Regions from separate parts of the Homo sapiens genome. Here region 2 is linked to region 1. A link is a loop called in an ENCODE intact Hi-C map of the cell type or tissue named here. Cell type or tissue: Calu3. All regions are shown on one strand. Each heading gives the region's core, and the rest is flanking DNA. Links, peaks and the distances in the headings are about the cores only. Region 1 overlaps VPS41 (VPS41 subunit of HOPS complex). Region 2 has its middle 30 kb from the start of POU6F2.

Region 1 (2,923 bases), core at 106-2,605:
ATTTTAAAGTTCTCAAATGAAAACATCAGGCAAGCAGCTAACTAAAAATGAACCAAGAGACCACAGCTTTGTTTTACCTTCATCGTGACCCAGGAGAAGTAAGAAAAGTCCAGAATAAAAAGGTAGAGTCTAGGCAGATTTCTACCATTTAAAACTGAATAGAACCGATTTACTAAATTATACCTTGATGTTTCAAAAGATATGCCAGATGTCAAAAAGACCATTTTTAAAACTTCCTACTAGCCCCAATTCATAGCAAGTAAACTTTAAGTTAAAATGCAGCACTGAAAATTACGATCCACTTTCTTACAGACAGGTCTATACTTCTGTCTATGATTATACTGGGAGTAAAAGAGAAATCAGCAATATTCTGCACTTGTTTCATATCAACTCTTACTTGCCTTTGGCCAACAGGCAAATGATATTTTCAAGACCCATTCCCAATGCAGTCCTTCAATTATTAAGATAGCTTTTCATTTTCTTGGCTACTCTCCATGCCTCAGGTTTCTTACTCTAAAATAGATTCCAGAATATGTTGGGAATTACTATATTATGAAAGCCAAAAGCAATCTAATTTCTTTAACCTCCTAGGTATGATACCAATCGTCCTTACACCCTTTAGAAATCACCACCACAGCAAGTGGCATCTTTTCCCTTCATTACAGCCCTATCAAGTTGGCCATTCTTCTGCCACTGAACAAGCATTAGGAAGACAGAGGCATATTTTTTACCATATTATTGGCCCAAGCAATCAGATGGCCTCTCCACTTCACACTCCTTATGTTCCCTTCCCCTTCATGCAGAACAGCAGACTTCCATCTGTTCATCCAAGACCGTTCAAACAGTAGCAGCTAGGGACAAAAAGCATAAACAAAGAATCTTAGAAACTGAAAATAATGTATCAGGTTCTTTACTTACTAGTTTTACCTATCCTCGTGACCAAATAACAAACAAGTCACTCTCGACGTCTTTAATGTAGACTTACAGTAGTATGTTATTTGTACCTTGGAAAGAATTCCTAGCACATCATATTCTCCCCAGGAAGTTGTTTAAAATGGATGAGTGTTGAAGTTACTACAAGGCCAAGCCACAAGGTGGCACCAAAACACCAAGATTCATGGAAAATAATGCACATTAGTTAATCAAAAGATTTGTATCGCAAAAGTTCTTCAAATGATTGTCCGGGAACTAATTTATTTTGTAAATTGGGAAATCAAAACCTCTTTTAAGTTTTTCACTGAAAATAAGATATTAGTCACAGATTAAACTGTAATAGAAACAGTCTATGTTTTTCATTTGACTCAAATAATTGAACAATGACTTTTGAACAGTAATTCATGTCACAAAATAAAAAAACAATTGGAATTAAGCTTCTTTAGAAATTTCATAGTATCTAGGGTCTTTATTTTAACGGGAAGATTCTATCATTCAAAAAACCTGCTGGATAAATTTTAATATAAAATATAACTGGTCAAAAACCTCTACGATTAATAAAGATGTAATTCTAGGAAGTCATACATTATTAAGAACACAATAAATATTTTTCTTGACATATTCCATTTAAATCCTTTAAGAAAAGACATTTATACAGTATGTAACTTAAGGCATGCAATCCTGAAACACATGTTTATCCTTTCAAAGCAAATGCTGACAACAGATTCCATAACAGAATTACTAAAATTCCTACCACTACAAGCAATTTCAGTCTACCTTAGTATATTTTATGTCCTCTACCCACCCCAAAAGAGGCAGGGGAAACAGGTTAACAGGGGAAAGAGAGTAAATTCACATTTTATTTGTATTTCCTGTATATCTTTCTCAATAGACTAATACAGGCAGAGGAAGCACAAAATAAAATCCCTAAAATTAAATATGATGTCCATCATCACAAGTAAGCAAAGTACAGTTACTTTAAAATGCTACGACAGTTTGAAGTTGTGTGACTTCACAACTTCCACAGGGAGACTGGAGGCAGGGATTCTTCTGACCATACTTAGCCCCATCTTCCCATCAGATATATTCTCAGAGACCTTCTAACCCACCCTGTCCTCTCCTATCCCAGGTTCCAATTCAGAAGTCACTACTACCATGCCTTCCTACCCCCACAGTTAGAGGCCTTCGGGAGTGTCCCCAGACTGTGATTCAGCCTCTTCCTCCCATTTGCAGAAAACAGAGAACAGACCCCAGAAATGTAGGAAAGGGGGAGAAAGGCTGAGCATACAGTTCCTGCTACAGAGAAGATTATGCCCCACTAAAGACAGGCAGCTAAAAACAATTATTTTTATTTATTTATTTTTGAGATGGAGTCTCACTCTGTTACCCAGGCTGGAGTGCAGTGGCACCATCTCAGCTCACTGCAACCTCCACCTCCTGGGTTCTAGTGATTCTCCTGCTTCAGCCTCCCAAGTAGCTGGGATTACAGGCATGCACCACCATGTCTGGCTAATTTTTGTACTTTTAGTAGAGACGGGGTTTCACCATGTTGGCCAGACTGGTCTCGAACTCCTGACCTCAGGTGATCCACCGGTCTTGGCCTCCCGAAGTGCTGGGATTACAGGTGTGAGCAACCACGCCTGGCCACAACAATTAAACATGATGAATTGATAAGATCAAAATGTCTATCTTCTATCTGTGGCCTGGATCTGATGGAGGTGATCGTCCGAAATGGGTGAAGCACAGTGAGTGCTCAATAATCACCTGCTGGAATGAAGGGTTGGCAGGATGGCCGGGAGAACAGCAGGGTGGGACACAGCATCGAATTCCTTTCCCTCACCAATTCCCACCTAGAAATGACCAATGTAGTACTAAGAGGAGAACAGTCTGCACCTGTGTTGAAAAAGTTAAATATGCTCCAAATTTTAAGCTAAAAATTATGTAAAATATGCTAATAATAAGACTCCAGTGAAGGCCATGATTTAACTCA
Region 2 (2,923 bases), core at 216-2,715, 150 kb after region 1:
CCTGTGAGAAATATTCCACATCATTTGTTTTGCTAAGGGAAAGGCAAAACAAACTTTAGCATAGAACTAGAGAGGGTAAGTGGTAAGTGACTTTAGGGCCATTTAAGAACTTTTACTGGTGGTTAACTTTCATTTAAGGACTTTTCTTAGTCAAAATGTGGAGAGGAAAATAGCATACACAGAATTTTTAAAAAGAGGAAACAGAATACTCACTAAAGAGTCCCCTGATCCCTTAAATTTATGAGTACACGGCTACTTCTTAAGTATTGGAGACTGACTGATTCCATTGATAGAGTATCCAAATCTAGAATATATTTACTAACAGAGTGTAATAGAATGATACAAAGTGGTTTTTAATTTTAAAACCTCATGTACATATGCCTCTCACATATGTCAGCCAGGATATTTCTTTTATTATTATTATTAATTTTTATTTTTATTTTAAGTTCCAGGGTATGTGTGTAGGATGTGCAGGTTTGTTACATAGGTAAATGTGTGCCACGGTGGTTTGCTCCACCTATCAACTCATCACCTAGGTGTTAAGCCCAGCACGAATTAGCTATTTTTCCTAAAGCTCTCCTTCCCCTGACCCGACTGCCCTACAGGCCCCAGTGTGTATTGTTCCCCTCCCCGCGTCCATGTGTTCTCATTGTTCAGCTCCCACTTATAAGTAAGAACAAGCGGTGTTTGGTTTTCTGCTCCTGCGTTAGTTTGGTCAGCCGGGATATTTCACTGGGCGTGCACATCACCAACAGCTAAAGCGTGTTCTGAAAACCAGTCACCACAAGATTGAGGAATTCTCTAGTTACTTTTCTCTGGCTTTAACTACTACAAAGCTCCCCTTTACAACCTGGTTCATGTTGGAGGGCATAGAAAACGATCACTTTGAACATCAGACCAAGATACACAGCTCAGTCTCAAACTTTCCCTGGGGTAAAACTATGGCTTGAAGGTGGGAGCTTAAGAAAGCTTTTTTAAGCCTGGATTTTTTCATCAAAATGTTAATAGCATTAGACGTGAGATGGATAAGTGGAGGAGAATGAAGGTAGACAGGCTTTGCTATTTTGCTCTGTATTTAAAAAAAAATTCTTTACATTGAGAAATTACTGTTTATACAATTTCTTTAAAAATTAATCATTCCATGATGAGTAAGTATGGAGAAAATTAGAGAAAAAATATGTGTTGATATAACAATAGTGGATGTGTGTATACTTAATGGAACTTTAAAATGCACAAGAAAAAAACTTACATCATTGACAAATTCACAATTACTGATGGTAATTTAATAACCTTTTCATAAAAGCATAAGTATGTGACCATTACTACAGGACTGAGTGAAGGGGGACAAATGCAGAAATGAAAACAAAGGAAAAAGGATTTGTTTTAAAAAAAAAAAAGGGGTTGGGGGCTCCTTGTTTCTAGTGAGCAAAGGCAGCCCTGAGCTTCTACAGCCCTTTGTATTTATTGGGTAGAAAGAGCAGGGAGGAGGAGGTAAGGATTGGTCAGCTGCTTGATTGATCACAGGTTCACATGATTGCTAACAAGCTTCAATTGTGCCTGTAGATAATCACAAGAAACACTGCCCCTGGGGGTTGACTGCCCTCAGCATTCCTTCTGGGTGGCAGAGGCAGTTTGTCAGTTTGCCAACAACCTGCGTTCATGAGAACAGTTTGCTGTTTGCTCATATAGCCTCCAGTGGTATACTGAGTCGGTCACGACCCTCACTCTTTCGGCCTCCAACATAAGTAGACAAAAAAATTAGGAAAGATATAAAAGATTTGAATGATACTATCAACCAACTTAACCTAATTGACATTTAAAGAACACTACACTCAACAATTGAAGAATACAATTGACCCTTGAACAACAGGGGTTTGAACTACTTGGTCCACTTATACACGGATTTTTTTCAAGAAGAGTTACACTGAGTGTGCCTGCCTCTTCTGTCTCCCCTTTCACCTCTGAAACAGCAATCCCTCCTCTTCTTCTTCCTCCTCAGCTTACTCAACATGAAGTCAATGAGGATAAAGACCTTTACAATGATCCACTTCCACTTAATGAATAGTAAATACATTTTCTCTTCTTTATGATTGTCTTAATAGCATTTTCTTTCCGCTAGCATGCTTTATTGTAAGAATACAGTGTATAATACACATAACATACAAAATATGTGTAAGCTGACTATTTTATTGATAAGGCTTCTGGTCAACAGTTGACTATTAGTAGTTAAGTTTTTGGAAAGTCAAAAGTTATACACAGATTTTCAACTGTGTGAGGGATCTATGTCCCTAACCTCTGAATTATTCAAAGGTCAACTGTGCATATTACTTTCAAGTGTACATGGAATGTGTAACAAGGTAGACTATATGCTGGACTATGAAACAAGTCTGAATACATTAAAAGACTGACATCATACAAGATATGTTCTTTAACCACAACAGAATCAAATTAGAACAGAAAAACAACCAGATATCTGAAAAATCTTTAAATATTTCGGAGTTAGGTAACATACTCCAAATAATCAATGGGTCAAGGAAGAAATGCAAGGGAAATTAGAAAACATTTTGTATGAAATTGAAAACATATCAAATTTTGTGAGACGTGCAAAAAGCAGTCCTTAGAAAGTTTTTATCTCTAAATGTTTATATTGGAAAAGAAAGAAGGTTAATATCAATGATCTAAATTTCCATTTATTGAAGTTTCAAAAGAAAAGTAAAATCCAAAATAAGCAGAAAATGTGAAATAATAAAGATGATAATAATAGAATTTTTAATTAAATGGAAAATGAATAAACAATAGAAAATCTGTGAAACCAAAAGTTGGTTCTTTGAAAGGATCAAAACCCGATACATTTCTAAATAGACTCATAAAGAAAAAAAAAAGAAAACACAAATTATCAGTATCAAGAATGAAATAGAGACAT

The links. Hi-C counts contacts between places; a loop is a spot of excess contacts. Peaks named below come from ENCODE experiments on the same cell type or tissue, not always from the same donor. Only the 100,000 strongest peaks of a DNase experiment are listed, where the experiment ranks them.
Region 2: it touches region 1 in a loop (2.8-fold over the local background); 30 of 110 quality-filtered maps call a loop at or near these places.

What each region holds. Positions count from the first base shown.
Region 1 is chr7:38,796,014-38,798,936 of GRCh38, forward strand. It overlaps VPS41 (VPS41 subunit of HOPS complex), which reads right to left. Exons shown (of 29, transcript NM_014396.4): 8 at 732-851. Among named protein-coding and RNA genes, the nearest start is that of VPS41, 110 kb to the right of the region's middle. In Calu3, for the core only: a CTCF peak has its summit at 1,087 (motif pointing right); a DNase peak (open chromatin) is centred at 1,088.
Region 2 is chr7:38,946,142-38,949,064 of GRCh38, forward strand. No RefSeq gene overlaps it. Among named protein-coding and RNA genes, the nearest start is that of POU6F2, 30 kb to the right of the region's middle. In Calu3, for the core only: no CTCF peak of the experiment used is centred there; a DNase peak (open chromatin) is centred at 1,600.